2 separate regions of the Homo sapiens genome follow, and region 2 is linked to region 1. The links are chromatin loops, found by intact Hi-C in ENCODE. Cell type or tissue: heart right ventricle. All regions are shown on one strand. Links, peaks and the distances in the headings refer to the core of each region. The heading gives the core; the rest is flanking DNA.

Region 1 (8,335 bases), core at 212-8,211:
CCTCTGAGTCTCCCTGGATGTCAGGGACCGCATTCCGACGGCCTGTCCGGTCACAGGAGATGAAGTCCGAGTAGGAGGACTCGACCTCCATCATGCCTGTCGCATCGCTCCTCAGGCCTGTGGGGACAGAAGGCAAGGGGGCAGAGGTAAGTCCAGATGCATTCTGCAGAGAGGACAGCTCCAGTTCCCCAGCACAGTGGCTTCTGTCAAAATGACAGTTATTGCCTCTTATTGAAAACAAAGCAAAAAGCACAGAAAAGTACAAAGAACAAAACAAGTCACTCATAATTCCACACCCAGACAACCACCATCAACATTTTAAAGAACATGGGCTCAGACTTTTCTTTAAATAAAATTATTGACAAACATGTACACACATTTATTAATACCATGCGCCAGGCACTGGCACAGATACCACCATGAACAAACTGGCCATGGTCCCTGGCCTCACAGAGCTTACCATCTACTACAGGTGGCATAAAGTCACCTCGTACCTAAGTCATGGCCTTGGTGCTCAAGGCTTCAAGGGAGAATGCAGGGTGCTGGAGTGATCACTGGGACCTGATCAAGGCTGGGGGTCACAAAGTGACATTTTAGCTGAGAACCAAGGAGGACGAGGCGTCATGCAGATGAAGAGTGAGGGGAAGAGCACTACAGAGAGGGGAACAGCATGTGTGAAGGCTCTGAGGGAGGGAGGCATGAGGGCTTGGAAGGACAGAAAGAGCCAGCAGGCGGGAGCATGGCAGAAGAGGGACAATGACACCAAGGACACTGCTGAGGTAGGCAGGAGCCAGACCACATCTGGAACTTGGTTCCTGAGGGGCTTTAGGCAAGGCCATGAAGTAGCAGCCGTGCATTTTCAAAGGTGACTGTGGCGGCCGGGCACAGCAGTGCTGGGAAGGGGCAAGTTAGGAGGCTCCTGTGAAGTTCAGGTGCCAAGATGGTGGGTGGAGGAGGGGGGCAGTGGGAAGGATTCTAGATATAACTTGGAAATCGAACCAACAAGAAGTAGTGTTGGATTGACAGGTAATTTAGGTTTCTGGTGTGAATAAGTAGGTGGACAGAAGTGTGGTTTGCTGACATATGGAAGAACAAAGGAGGAATATTTGAGGGCATAAAGTCCTGTTTGGCCTATTCGGTAACTTTGAGATGCCTGTGAGCCCTCCAAGGGGAGAGGTAGGCTAGGTACATGGAACTAGGAGGCTGGAGCTCAGAAGAGAGGTGGAGTGGGGAGGAAAGATATGAAATTAGTAGTTCTAGATCAAGACCATCCTGGCTAACACAGTGAAATCCCATCTCTACTAAAAATACAAAAAAATTAGCCGGGCGTGGTGGCGGGCGCCTGTAGTTCCAGCTACTCAGGAGGCTGAGGCAGGAGAATGGCATGAACCCGGGAGGCAGAACTTGCAGTGAGCCGAGATTGTGCCACTGCACTCCAGCCTGGGCGACAAAGCGAGACTCCATCTCGAAAAAAAGAAAAAATAAATTAGTAGTTCTTACTACAGAGACAGCAGTTAACAGCCCTGGTGCTTGGTAACACAGTCTAGAGAAAGGAGAGAAGAGTGCCACATATATAAAGAAGAGCCACATACATTTAGAAATGATTTGGGACCATACCTTATGTTGTGTTTTGTAGCCTACTCTTTGGGACGCTTTAGAACATGTCACTAAGTCTCCCTCCACATGAATTTTGTGCCAGCATGCTTGGATGGGCCATGATTTACTCTAGGATGAGGCCTCCAGAAATGAACACAGAGGTACTTCCCTGTTTTCTACCGCCACACACAGCACTGGGACTTTATGAAAGTCTCTGTGCCCATCCCTAATTGTTTCCTGAGAGTATATCCCTAGAAGTAGAACTGCTGGGCTAAAGGGAAGGGTGAAATAATTTTTAGATTTTTGACACATTTCCCAGTTGCCTTCCCAAATAGCACAGTGGTATTCATGATGACAAAAAATTGGCAGAAAGACTTATAAAGTCAGTGCTGTTTTTATTTATATTCCCACCAGTAGCACACAAGATTGTCCATTTATGTACTCTTGGCAACAAGAAGTACTGCTACTATATTAACAAAAGGTTAATTTGCGAAGGGGATACTAGTATCTCTCATTGAGCACCTATGGTTTTCTGAAGGCAATTAGATAGCAGTCATTGCATGGACTCTGGCTACCTCGCAGACCTGAATTAGTAAGTGGGAGGGGTGGTCTAAGCACTGGCCTGACTTTAGGAGTTCATAGTCCAGTGGGGTGGGCCCATGGGCCCACCCAGCAAATCCTAGTTCTAGACCCACTCAGGCAAATGCCCAATGTTTTCTCTAGTGTGAGGATGTTTACTGCACCTGGTCAGTAATAGCAGCCTATAGGAAACCACCCAAATGTCCACCAGGAGGTTAGGCATCGCGTGAATTATGAAGTAGTCATAAAAAAGAAATGTGCCATACAGCCACTATGGAAAACAGTATGGAGGGTTCCTGAGAAAATTAAAAACAGTACCATATGACCCAACAATCCCACTACTAGGTATATATCCAAAGAACTGACATTGGTATGTCAAGAAGACATCTGACCTCCTATGTTTACTGCAGCACTATTTATAATAGCCAAGATATGGAATCAACCCAAATGTCCAACATGATTGAATGGATACAGAAAATGTATATATACACAAAGGAATACTATTCAGCCATAAAAAAGAATGAAATCTTGTTATTTGGGACAAAACGGATAAACCTGGAGGACATAATGTTAAGTGAAATAAGCCAGACACAGAAACACAAATACTGCATGATTTTACGCATACATGGAATCTTAAAAAAAAAAAAATTTGTTATCGGCTAGGCACAGTGGCTCACACCTGTAATCCCAGTACTTTGGGAGGCCGAGGCGGGTGGATCACTAGGTCAGGAGATCGAGACCATCCTGGCCAACATGGTGAAACCCCCTCTCTACTAAAAAAACAAACAAAAATTAGCCAGGCGTGGTGGCAGGCGCCTGTAGTCCCAGCTACTCAGGAGGCTGAGGCAGGAGAATGGCGTGAACCCAGGAGGCGGAGCTTGCAGTGAGCCAAGATCATGACACTGCACTCTAGCCTAGGTGACAGAGCAAAACTCTGTCAAAAAAAAAAAAAAAAGTTGATATAGAAGGAGAGAATACAACAGTGGTTACCAGAGACTGGGGAGGGGAGAGGAGAGGAAAGGATGGAAAGCTGGTCAACGGGTACATAGTTACAATTAGATAGGAGCAGTAAGTTCCTGTTCTATTGTACAGTATGGTGATGGTTAACAATAAGGCATTCTAGGCCGGGTGCGGTGGCTCATGCCTATAATCCCAGCACTTTGGGAGGCCGAGGCGGGTAGTTCACCTGAGGTCAGAAGTTCGAGACTGGGCTGGCCAACATCGTGAAACGTCGCCTCTACTAAAAATACAAAATTAGTCGGGTGTGGTAGCACACGCCTGTAGTCTCAGTTACTCTGGAGGCTGAGACAGGAGAATCTCTTGAACCCATGAGGCGGAGACTGCCGTGAGCTGAGATCACGCCACTGCACTCCACCCTGGGCAAGACAGAGCGAGACTCCGTCTCAAAAAAAAAAAAAAAAAAGGCATTCTATATTACAAAATAACTACAGAAGCTTTTGAATATTCTCATCACAAAGAAATAAATGCATGAGATGATGGATATGCTAACTGCCCTGATCTGATTATTATACAACATATATGTATCAAAACATCAAGTTGCACCCCACAAATATATACAATGACATGTCAGTAAAAAAAAAATAATAAAGAAATGTGCCAGATGGGCCTGTACTGACATAGGACAATGTCTGAGATAAACTGGCAACTGAAAAACAGAGGTTGCAAAACAACACCTAAAATAAAACCCAGTTCCTGTGGGGAAAGATAGCAGACATATGAAAAAAAAATCTGAAAAAACATCTATCAACCCTGTCAACTGTGGTTCTTTGTGATTAAGGGGAACTTTCGTTTTCTAAGTCTATATTTTTTCAATGGTTGAAGTTTTATAAACCCAAATTATTGTGCAATGCTTTTAGAAGGTAGCTGACATTGGCAGAAGTGCCCAGAAGGCACCCAGGGTGGGGTTGAGCCAGTAAGTGCTGCAGGTGTGTGTGTGTGTGTGTGTGTGTGTGTGAGAGAGAGAGAGAGAAGAGAGAGAGAGAGAGAGAGAGAAAGAGAGAGACAGAGAAGAGGATCAGTATGGAGGGCAAGGCCCACATCCCCCCACAACACCTAGCTCAGAAGAAACACCTAAAGAATGAATTAGGGGCCCTCAAAGATCAGACAGGTGAGACAGGGAGGTGTCCTATGGTAGAAAGAGCAAAGAATGAGACACGTGACCTTAAACCCAAGCTCTGCCACCTAACCCTGGGCAAGACCCTGCCTTTCTTGGGGCCTTCATTTCCCCTGTGTAAAATAGAGGAGGGCCAGGACACTGTCCACGGCAATTCCCCCCGGCTACAGCAGATGGCGCACCCTGCCTATCTTCCTAGCAGCCTTGCGCGCTGCCCTAGTCACGCTCTGGCTCCTCCTTGGCTAAAAGAATTCCCGGAAGTTCCAGAGGTGGCTCCTTCTACAGGTCACGGAGGTTCACTCCTGCGCTCTGCCTCTGGGGAAACCGCTCAATGCTTCAGGACAGGAAAATGGCTTATGATAATAACAGTAATAACAGAGGATAAAAATGATGCTGACAATTCCTACGATAAGGAAAGGTACCATGGCCCAGGTGCCTGTGTTTTCATACACATCACGCACTCAGTGGCCACAGCTGCCCTCTGAGGTGAGTGAGGCCGGTTTACAGCCACGGCTCAGAAGGGCCTCAGCCCCACCTGAAACCCGCTGCTCTGGAAAATGACAAACCCCGAGCAGGCCACACTGGCTCCCGGAGCCTCCGAGTCCTCGGCTCTTCCTCAGTTAGACTGTCAGCTCCACGGGAACAGGAATTTGGTCTGGATTTTTCCCATGTCCAGCTGAAACCTAATCCTGGCAGCTGAGCCAACAGGTTCTGGCCGCTGCATTCCCTGATTCTCATCCAGCACCTGGTAAAGAGCAGGCGCTCCATGCACACTCGCTGGATTTCACTCTCGGGCCTCTGAAGGAGAGGGAGTTTGTGTCTATCCCTCTTCTCCCCTGCTGCCCGCCTGTCCTCTGTGGGGAGGAGCCGCAGTTCCTTCTTGGGGCTGTTGAGAAGGGCCTCCGTGCACCGTGGAGTGCTGTGCAGGTGTTCTTGTCCTAGGACCTGACACCATGGGATGGAATTACAGGCTCTATCTGAAAGGCCAGCTTCATGCTGGAATGTCTCCTGGGGCTTTGATCTCACAATGCCATCTGATGTTACAGGCTGCCCAGTGCAGGCCACTGGCCCTCGGGACACAGAGACAGCAAATGCCACACTCAAAGACCAATCCTAGAAAACATCAGCTGGGCCAACATGCTCTGGCTACCATATCCCCTCAGGGAACAGCAATTCCAAAGACGGCTCTGGGGAGCTCTCCAATCGAAAGCAGAAACACATCGTTTTATTTTTCTCCCATATTTATATTCGTCACTCACCCTCTCATCTTTAGAGTCAACAGCAAATGGGGAAATAAAGAATCCTCAGAGTTGGAAATCCTGTCAGAAAATGGTCATTCTCAAACCCTGTTAATGAGACTGTAAACTTCCAAGACCTCCTTGGGCAGTGACTTGACAGTGTGTATCCAGAAACCTCAACTTTTTCCATATCTTTTAGCTACTAAATCAGTTTATAATAATCTATTCTAAGAAAATAATCCAAGATCTACATGAAGATAAAATGTACAAAGATGTTCCTCATAGTATTTTTTTTTTTTTTTTTGAGACAGGGTCTCGCTGTGTCACACAGGCTGGAGTGCAGTGGTACAATCATGGCTCACTGTAGCCTCAACTTCCTGGGCTCAAGCAATCCTGTTGCCTCAGCCTCCTGAGTAGCTGGGACTATTCCATGTCTGGCTCATTTTTTTTCAGGGATGGGAATCTCATTATGTTAACCAAGGTGGTCTCAAACTCGTGGTCTCAAACTCCTGGGCTCAAGTGATCCTCCTGCCTCGGACTTCCAAAGTGTTGGGATTACAGGCCTAAGCCACTGCGCCTGGCCCACAGTATTATTTATAATAGCAGGAAACTAAAGACACCAAAATGAGTTCCTAAATGGATGTGTCACATGTCCTAAACGGACAATGGAGAATTATTAATATATACATACTTAACTAATTTGTATCTAAATGAAATACCATTCAGGCATTAAAATGATGTTTGTGAATATTTTTTAAAGAAATGGCAAAATGTTCACATATAGTTAAATGAAAAAGAATACCAGTGATATAATTACATACATTAATATTTTTATAAGTAATTTTAAAATCTGTTATATTTCCTTTTTATAGTGAACACATTCACTTCATCTTAAAATTACTTAATTTTAGATTATGTGTGCATGTGGTCTAAAACTCAAAAGGTCCAAAAGGACAGAGATAAGAGCTTAGTCTCCCTTCCCATCCGATCCAGACACCCTCCCCAAGGCAAGCACGTTTTGGTGTCCTTCCAGACAAAATTTATGCAATATATATGTTCCCCCTTTTTCTCCTTCCCTTCCTTTTTCCTTTATTTAAAACAAAATTTTGGCCGGGCATGGTGGCTCATGCCTGTAATCCCAGAACTTTGGGAGGCCGAGGCGGCGGGGGGTGGGTGTGGATCACGAGGTCAAGAGATCGAGACCATCCTGGCCAACATGGCGAAACCCCGTCTCTACTAAAAATGCAAAAAATTAGCTGGGCGTGGTAGTGGGCGCCTGTAGTCCCAGCTACTCGGGAGGCTGAGGCAGGAGAATGGCGTGAACCCAGGAGGTGGAGCTTGCAGTGAGCCGAGATCGTGCCACTGCACTCCAGCCTGGGTGACAGAGTGAGACTCCGTCTCAAAAAAAAAAAAAAAAATTTATTTTCCATCTTGCCTTTTTTTCATTTAAAAATGTGTCTTGGCTTTGGGAGGCTGAGGCGGGTGGATCACCTGAGGTCAGGAGTTCAAGACTAGCCTGGCCAACATGGTGAAACCCCATCTCTACTAAAAATACAAAAATTAGCTGGGTGTGGTGGTGCACGCCTGTAGTCCCAGCTACTCAGGAGGCTGAGGCAGGAGAATTGCTCGAACCCGAGAGGCAGAGGCTGCAGTGAGCCGGGATTGCGCCACTGCACTCCAGCCTGGGTGACAGTGAGACTCTATTTCAAAAAAAAAAAAAAAAAAATATATATATATATATATACACACACACACACATATACACACACAAACACACACACACACACACCTTGGAAACAACTGTAGATCACTCTGAAGCCACTGCAGCACTGATTACATCAACACACTGAAAACAAACCCAAAGTAATAACTAAATTGTTCCTTTTATTGTCTGCATGATACTCTGTTGTCTCACTGTTGTAGATTGATTTAATTACTTCCCTGTTGATGGACCTGAGGATTGTTTCTATAAAAGTGGAATTGCCACCTCAAAGGATCTGTGACTTTTTTATTATAACAGGTATTGCCAACTTCTCCCCACAGAAGTTAGTTCCTGTCTCTCAGTCCGTTTTGTGCTGCTACAACAAAATATCTGAGTCTCAGTAATTTCTAAAGAACAGAAATTTATTTCACACAGTTCTGGAGGCTGGGAAGTCCAAGATCAAGGCGCCAGCCTGTGGTGAGGCCTGCTCTCTGCTTCCAAGAGGGCACCTTGAACACTGTGTTCTCACAGAGCAAATGGCAGAAAGGCAAAAAGGGGCAAACTCACTCCCTCAAGCCCATTTATTTATTTATTTGATGGAGTCTTGTTCTGTCGCCCATGCTGGAATGCAGTGGCATGGTCTCGGCTCACTGCAACCTCCTCCTCCCAGATTCAAGTGATTTTCCTGCCTCAGCCTCCCAAGTAGCTGGGCTTACAGGTGTGCACCACCACGCCCAGCTAATTTTTATATTTTTGGGAGAGATGAGGTTTCACCATGTTGGCCAGGCTGGTCTTGAACTCCTGACCTCGGGTGATCCAGCCACCTCAGCCTCCCAAAGTGCTGAGATTACAAGCGTGAGCCACCATGCCTGGCCTCAAGCCCTTTTATAAAAGGTGCCTAATCCCATTCACAAGGAAGGAGCCCTCATGACCTAATCACCTCTTAAAGGCCCTACCTCTTAATATTATCACATTGGTATTTTGGAGGGAACACATTCAAACCATAGCAATCCCCAGTAGGTATATCAGATGAGCACTTTCCTTCACCACAGTCTTCTTAATGCTGTTTTGTTCCTAATCTAAAAG
Region 2 (8,335 bases), core at 65-8,064, 78 kb after region 1:
AGTCAAAGCCCCACCAGGACTGATGCCCCTTCCCACCAGAGGCCAGGAAAGCTTCATCTTCCACTCCTCTCTCCCTTACCTCTTGTTGGTCAAGTCCTGTTGATTCTCCTTCTGAAATGTCTCTCAAATCTGCCCTCTCCTTTCCCTTTCCGCTGCCACTGCCCTTTTTTACCCTTATTTCCCCAGCCTCCTAAAGAAGATACTTCCTCATTTTTTTTCTGATTATGAAGGCAATTCATGCTCATAAAAAAGGAAAATTAGGGCAATGAGGAACAGAATAAAAGTTTCCCCATGATCTCATAAACAGCTTACCTTTCTAGTACACTTATGTTTCACTGCAGTATTATTCACAATAGCCAAAAGATGGAAGCAACTCAAAGTGACCATCGATGAATGGATAAACAAAGTGCGGTATAAACATGCAATGGAATATTATTCAGCCTTACAAAAAGAATGAAATTCTGACACATGCTACACAACAAGGATGAACCTTGAGGACACTATGCTAGTGAAATAAGCCCGTCACAGAAAGACAAATAATGCAAGATTCCACTAACACGATGTATCCAGAGTAACCAAACACATAGAAAACAAAAGTAGAATGGGTGCTGCCAAGGGCTGGTGGGGAGGCGGAAATGGGGAGCTAAACCTATTAAAGGTATAGTTTGGCTTTTGCACTTTTGCAAGATGAAAAAGTCATGCAGATTGGTTGCACAGCATGAATACACTTAATACTACAAAACTGTAAACTTAAAAATCGTTAAGATGGTAAATTTTATCACAATTAAAGATTTAACATTTTTAAAAAGAACTAGTATTTCCAGACATTTTTATTATAAACATGTATACATTTAAGAAAACAGTAACATACTGTACCGTAATCTGCTTTTTACACCTAACCACATAATGTAAACATCTTTCTAATATATATAGCTCCCACCTAACTGTCCTTTTTTTTGAGATGGAGTTTTGCTCTTGTCACCCAGGCTGGAGTGCAATGGTACAATCTCAGCTCACTGCAACCTCTGCCTCCCAGGTTGAAGAGAATCTCCTGCCTCAGTTTCCCAAGTAGCTGGGACTACAGGCGTGCACCACTACACCCAGCTAATTTTTGTATTTTTAGCAGAGATGGGGTTTCACCATGTTGACCAGGCTAGTCTCAAACTCCTCACCTCAGATAATCTGCCCGCCTTGGCCTCCCAAAGTGCTGGGATTACAGGCGTAAGCCACCGTGCCAGGCCAATTTTTCAATTTTATAAAAACATGATAGTCAATATCTCATGATGTCTTATGATAGACACCTGTTTTTTTTTTAACCTACCCCTTCTCCAGTATCAATACTCTGATGTTCCCATGGGAAAACTACTTTACCTTACTCATCCTGTCATCCCATCCCCATGCCCAGCCAACTCTTACTCTGTGTGGCTAAGCTGGGTACATGTATTTTTAAGTTTATTTCTAAGTATTTATTTTTCATGTTGCTATTGTCAGTTCTCCTACAATTACATTTTCTATTTTTGTTTGCATAAAGCTATTGCTTTTTGTCTATCTTATAACTGCTGTTCACTTAGCCTTATTATATCTAAGTATTTTTAGTTTAATTCTCTTGAATTTTCTCAGCAGACAATCATATCACAGGTAGAGATTTATATCATCCAGGTAGTGGTTAAGAGTAAAAGCTCTGGGTTCAGGTAAACCTAGATTCAAATACTGTGTGACCCTGAGTGAGCATGTTACCTCAGTTTCTTTATCCATAAATTTGCAATTATTAGAGGGCCTATCTCACAGGGTTGTTGTAAACATCACATTATTCATTAAGAACGGTGCATGAGGCCGGGCGCAGTGGCTCATGCCTGTAATCCTAGCATCTTGGGAGGCCGATGCGGGTGGATCACTTGAGGTCTGGAGTTCGAGACCAGCCTGGTCAACATGGCAAAACCTCATCTCTACTAAAAATACAAAAATTAGCTGAGTGTGGTGGCTCGCACCTGTATTCCCAGCTACTTGGGGGGCTGAGGCAGGTGGATCGCTTGAGCACAGGAGGCAGAGGCTGCAGTGAGCCAAGATTGCACCACTACACTCCAGCATGGGCGACAGAGTGATACCCTGTCCCAAAAAAAAAAAAAAGAATGGTGCATGAAAAGTACTTAACACAATACTAGTTCAATAAATGCCTGCTATCTGCCGACAATGAAAATTGTGACTTTCCTTCCACACTTATACCTTTATTTATTTTTGTTGCATTACACTGGTGCACTCCTTTCAGGAATAACCTGGCTTCCCACGTCTCCAAAAAGTAACAGGCATCAGACTCCTATTGAAGGATCTGTACTGTGGAGCTCCTCCACTCCCACCTTCTCAGGAAAGTTATACTATCAATTCTCCCTTTCATATCCTGTGTCTTCTCAGCCTTTCTCTCTCTCCACTGGCTCTTTGCCAACAGCATTTAATCTCTCTCATGCTCAAAAAAACTTCACCTATTCCCCAATCGCTCCTCAGCCTTCTCTCTACCTCCCTTCGCAGCCAAACTTCTCTGAGCTGCCTACACTTTGTCTTTCTCACATCCCACTCTTAACTCATCCCACTGATATATTATATTGAACCTTTGAAAGCTGCTGATATTATAGATTCCGCCCCAACCATTTCACCAAATCTGCTCAATGAGGTCCCAACCGACCTCCATATTTATTTACCCAAAAGGACACATTTTAATTTTTAACTTGTATTACTCGACATCTCAGCAACATCTACAAAGGCCAACCAACCTCTCCCTTTGGCCTTCATTACTATACTTTGCTGGTTTCTCTCCTGTTCCTGTTTCTCTAGCCATTTCTTTTAGTGTAGACTAAGTGCATGGCTCATTCTTCCAAGAGTATGCAATGCAGTAGCCCTGAATAATCTCAGCCTTTTTTTTTTTGTCAACCTCTCTGGATGGATCTCTTTCAATATTGATCTTTAAGTTCCAGTTGTAGTGGACTGCTTTTGGCTCCATGAATGTACTTTTGAAAATGTTTGGAACATCCCCACGATAGCTAACTCAGACTACACCCTCCATACATTTTATCAAAACTCTACCTGAATCTCCAAACTATGCTAGATTGATCTTAACATGCGCCCCCTTTCACAATTCTCATCACAATTATAATCACTTGTTTGATGAATATTTTCTCCACCAATCTGTGATCTCCTTGAGGGCAGGGACCTGCTTCCTTACTACCTACACAGTGCCTTGCACATAGAAGAAGATGCTCATTAAATATTTTTTGAATTAGCCAGGTGCAGTGGTGTGCACCTGCAGTCCCAGCTGCTTGGGAGGCTGAGACAGGAGGATCACTTGAGCCCAGGAATCTGAGACCAGCCTGGGCAACATAGTGAGACCTCATCTCAACAATAAATACATACACGCACACACTGTCACACACACACATATATATGAATCACCACAAATGAATGCCTGCAAAGTGAAAAACAGATGGGAGGAATGATAAGACCAAGAGAGAAACACAAAAAACTGATCTTTCTGAAACTATACCTCTGATCAAAGACACACACCTCCGGCTTAAAACCCTTTGATGGCTTCCCACTGCCCCCAACACAAAGCCCAAACTCCTCCACACTTACAGTCTTTCAGGAGGAGCACCTGCTTGTCTCTCAAACACCATCTAGCCAGACCCCCTCCAACTCTCATAATCTGCTCTCCAGCTAGCCTGAAATCCTTGCAGATTCCCAAGAAGTCTGCACTCTCTCCCCAAGGCTTTTCTCTACCTACTTTCTCTACCTGCTTTATCTACCCACAGCAAGGTACACTCCACCAGCCTCATCTTCTGGCCAACATAAAGACAGCCTTCATGTCTCATTTTGGAAGTCACCTTCTTTTGGCATCTCTCCCTGATCATCCACACTAACCTCACCTCCAGAAATCCAGGTTAACTGTTTTCTCTGTGCATTCACAGCCCCCCTGTATGTCCAAAATCATAACCGGAATCACTGTGAATTCTTGTTTACGAGTCTGTCTCCTCCGGAAAACTGTGGAGTTCCCTCAGGACACGATGTCTCTCGTTCACTTTTTTACCCTGGCTATCAGCCCGGGCCGTGGCTCACAATAAATGCTCAGTGATGGTCCTCCTTGTAGTAGTAGTAATAATAAAAGCTCCCATGTATTGAGGGCTTACCTCCACGAATTTTAAATATAAATTTACCTTGTAATAACGTCATCAGACAGGTGCTACCATGATTCCCATTTTGCAGACGATAAAACTGACGCACAAAGAAGTCAATCCTCTCTGGCCCCAGAAGAGTCACACACACAAATAAATTTTCTGCACAGTTTTGAGTTATTTTCTGGCCCCCAAACAAGAAGGGATTTTTTTTTTAAGAAACTTTCGAATGAGGTCGACCAATGGCTACAAATATAATAAACAGCCGAAAACGGACTCTCCCTGAACGCGGGGCGGGGTCAAAGGGCGTCGGGGGCGCCGTCCCCGGCGCGGCTGAGGGACAAAGATCGGGCCGCAGCCTCCCTCCCCGGGATCCCCGGCGGCTCAGCCCCTCGCCCCCTGCGACGTGTCGACGCCAGGCCCGGAGCGTTGGGGCCGCAACCGGCCGCCCGGCTCCTGCTCACCTGCGGTCTCGCCGCCTCTCCGTGCCTGGGCCGCCGGTCCGCAGCGCCTCCCCGGGGCAGCCTAGCGCCCGCAGCCCGCAACCCGCAGCGGAGCCCGTTGCCTTGGCGACCTGGGCTGCCGAACTCCCGCGGCACTCGCGCTACGGCGGCTCGGATGGGACCAGGACGGTTCGCGTCCCCTTCCGCAGCCGCGGAGGGGGCAGAGGAGGGACGAAGTGGGAGTCGAGGGCTGAGCTGCGAAGGAGGGATCCGGGTTGGAACTTGGCCCGGGGAAGATACGGAAAGGGGGACAGTGAGGCCAAGGGGAGGTCTTGGGCCGCGGGTGCTGCTTGTGCCTCAGTTTATCTCTCTGTAACCTCAAATGGGGACCGTGCGAGGAGGAGACAGGGCCTCAGGTGGTGGCTTGGTAGACTGGGTTTTTGTTATTTTGTTTTTGTTTTTGTTTTGAGACAGAATCTCACTCTGTCGCCCAGGCTGGAGTGCAGTGGCGCAATCTCGGTTCACTGCAACCTCTGCCCCCTGGGTTTGAGCGATTCTCATGCCTCAGCCTCCCGAGTAGCTGGGATTACCGGAAGGTGCCACCACGCCTGGCTAATTTTTGTATTTTTAGTAGAGACGAGGTTTCGCCATGTTGACCAGGCTGGTCTCGAACTCCGACCTCAGCTGATCCATCCGCCTGGGCCTACCAGCATGGTGGGATTACAGGCGTGAGCCACCACTCCCTGCCAAGACTGGGAATATTTAAAGACAAGAAAACTGATGTGGGAAGGGTGGCAGATTCCTCTCTTTTATAGTCTCTGAAGGGGTGGTGTGGCAAAGAGTGAATAAATTGGTTTCTTTGATGGAGAATTAGATCACCAGATTTAATTTCAATATGAGGAATAATTTATTTTTCCTTGTGTCTAGCAACTACACTTCTTGGAATAACTCTGCAGATATGCTGAAACCTGAGCACAAAGGATATATTCATTAATTCATTTTTGTAAAAGCAAAAGGGTTGCGACCAGTCTAAATATCTATCAGGGGCTGGGCGCAATGGCTCACACCTGTCATCCTGAAACCACCTTTGCAAAAAATCATAACTGAGATATCAGACCTAACTGACCCCATCTTGCTTCTAACCTCTAAAGTGTCCTGTTCATTCCTGGGTATAGGCTAAACCAGTTTTTTTTGTTTTTTTGTTTTTTGTTTTTTTTTTTGAGACGGAGTTTCGCTCTTGTTGCCCAGGCTGGAGTGCAATGGCGCCAACTTGGCTCACCACAATGTCCGCCTCCTGAGTTCAAGTGATTCTCCTGCCTCAGCCTCCTGAGTAGCTGGGATTACAGGCATGCACCACCACGCCCAGCTAATTTTTTGTATTTTTAGTAGAGACAGGGTTTCTCCATGTTGGTCAGGTGATCCTCCCGCCTCGGCCTCCCAAAGTGCTGGGATTGTAGGTGTGAGCCACCATGCCAAGCCAGGCCAAACTAGCCTTGGGAAGGAATTTAGTGTATCATTTAAACAATAGCCCTTTCCAGAAAGCTAAACTGTTCTTGTAAAACAAATGAAAGGCCACAGGCCACCAGCCACCAAGCCAAGATGAGAAGGGCTGGAGTTCTAAATAGTACCCACCATTATTCTTATTCTAGAGGTCATAAGATTTTTTTGTTTTGTTTTTTTGAGACAGAGTCTTGCTCTGTCACCCAGGCTGGAGTGCAGTGGCACAATCTTGGCTTATTGCAACCTCTGCCTCACAGGTTCAAGCAATTATCATGCCTCAGCCTCCACAGTAGCTGGGATTACAGGGACCTGCCACCACGCCAGCTAATTTTTGTATTTTTAGTAGAGACGGGGTTTTGCCATGTTGGCCAGGCTGGTCTTGAACTCCTGACCTCAAGTGATCTGCCTGCCTCAGCTTCCCAAAGTGCTGGGATCACAGACGTAAGCCACTGTGCCTGGCCCCCAATTACTCTTGAGGTAAAATCGCTATTGTGAACCTAAGATCAGCCTTTTGAGATGTCTTTTCAGGTTTTTGCATTTCTAACAACCAGATGGCCCCACTGGACCTGCCAACCAGTTCTGTGGCCCTCATCCAGGAACTGACTCAGCAGAAGAAAACAGCTTTGACTCTCTGCAATTTCTGGTTTTTTTGTTTGTTTGTTTTGTTTTTTTGAGAAGGAATCTCGCTCTGTCACCCAGGCTGGAGTGCAGTGGCGCGATCTTGGCTCACTGCAAGCTCCACCTCCTGGGGTCACGCCATTCTCTTGCCTCAGCCTCCCGAGTAGCTGGGACTACAGGCACCCGCCACCACGCCCAGCTAGTTTTTTTGTATTTTTAGTAGAGATGAGGTTTCACCGTGTTAGCCAGGATGGTCTCCATCTCCTGACCTCGTGATCCACCCGCCTCGGCCTCCCAAAGTGCTGGGATTACAGGCATGAGCCACCGCGCCCAGCGACTCTCTGCAATTTCATCCCCCAGCCAAGCAATCAGCACTCCCAATTCATTGGCCCCCTACCCACCAAATTATCCTTAAAAACTCTGATCCTTGAGTTTTCGGGAGGATGATTTGAGTAATAACAAAACTCTGGGCTCCCGCACAGCAGGCTTTGTGTGAATTACTTTCTCTGTCGCAATTCCCCCTTCTTGATTAATCAGCTCTGTCTAGGCAGCGTGCAAGGTGAACCCCTTGGGCAGTCCAGCACTTTGGTAGGCTGAGGCAGGCAGATTGCTTGAGCCCAGGAGTTCAAGACCAGCCTGGGCAACATAGTGAGACCTCACTTCTACAAAAAATTAAAAAATTAGCCAGGTGTGGTGGTGTGCACCTGTATGTAGTCCCAGCTACTCAGGAGGCTGAGGTGGGAGGATCCCTTGAGCCCGACAGGCGGAGGTTGAAGTCAGCAGAGACTGTGCCATTGCACTCCAGCCTGAGTGACAGAGGGACACCCTGTCTCAAAAAAAAAAAAAAAAGCCAGCCACGGTGGCTCACGCCTGTAATCCCAGCACTTTGGGAGGCCGAGGCAGGCGGATCATGAGGTCAGGAGACCAAGACCGTCCTGGCCAACGTGGTGAAACACCATCTCTACTAAAAATACAAAAATTAGCCAGACGTGGCAGCGCGCTCCTGTAGTCCCAGCTACTTGGGAGGCTGAGGCAGGAGAATTGCTTAAACCCGAGAGGCAGAGGCTGCAGTGAGCGGAGATCACGCCCCTGCACCCCAGCCTGGACGACAGAGCGAGACTCTGTCTCAAACGAAAAAAAAAGTCTATCCTTAGGGAACTGAGGAAATAAATTATGATACATCCATAAAATAAAATAGATTACCGTAGCAAGAATTAAGAGGGACCAAGGTAGATATAGACGTAGATACAGTTTAGATACAGAGCTGTCTTCAAGCTGTGTAACCAGCCAGGGGGTTTACCTCGCCTGCTACCTAGACAGAGCTGACTTATCAAGACAGGGGAGTTGCAACAGAGAAAGAGTAATTCACACAGAGCCGGCTGTGTGGGAGACCGGAGCTTTATTATTGCTCAAATCAGCCTCCCTGAGCATTTGGGGATCAGAGTTTTTTGTTTGTTTGTTTGTTTGTTTTGAGACGGAGTCTGTTGCCCAGGCTGGAGTGCAATGGCACAATCTCCACTCCCTGCAGCCTCTGCCTCCCCAGTTCAAGTGATTCTCCTGCCTCAGTCTCCAGAGTAGCTGGGACTACAAGGCATGCACCACCATGCCTGGCTAATT

The links. Peaks named below come from ENCODE experiments on the same cell type or tissue, not always from the same donor. Only the 100,000 strongest peaks of a DNase experiment are listed, where the experiment ranks them.
Region 2: a loop joins it to region 1, with 5 times the contacts of the local background. A loop is called at or near these places in 94 of 110 quality-filtered maps.

What each region holds. Positions count from the first base shown.
Region 1 is chr20:44,606,316-44,614,650 of GRCh38, reverse strand. It overlaps PKIG (cAMP-dependent protein kinase inhibitor gamma), which reads right to left. Exons shown (of 4, transcript NM_001281445.2): 3 at 1-117. The coding sequence starts at 94. Among named protein-coding and RNA genes, the nearest start is that of PKIG, 28 kb to the right of the region's middle. RefSeq lists enhancers at 3,957-4,016, 4,047-4,146, 4,197-4,266, 5,024-5,598. In heart right ventricle, for the core only: CTCF peaks have their summits at 4,289 and 4,493 (motif pointing right); a DNase peak (open chromatin) is centred at 4,500; H3K4me3 peaks cover 1,173 bases; H3K27ac peaks cover 6,599 bases.
Region 2 is chr20:44,528,265-44,536,599 of GRCh38, reverse strand. It overlaps a transcript of PKIG not described here. Among named protein-coding and RNA genes, the nearest start is that of SERINC3, 10 kb to the right of the region's middle. RefSeq lists a silencer at 4,398-4,737 and an enhancer at 4,636-5,136. In heart right ventricle, for the core only: CTCF peaks have their summits at 4,453 and 4,652; DNase peaks (open chromatin) are centred at 4,070 and 4,739; H3K4me3 peaks cover 2,437 bases; H3K27ac peaks cover 3,767 bases.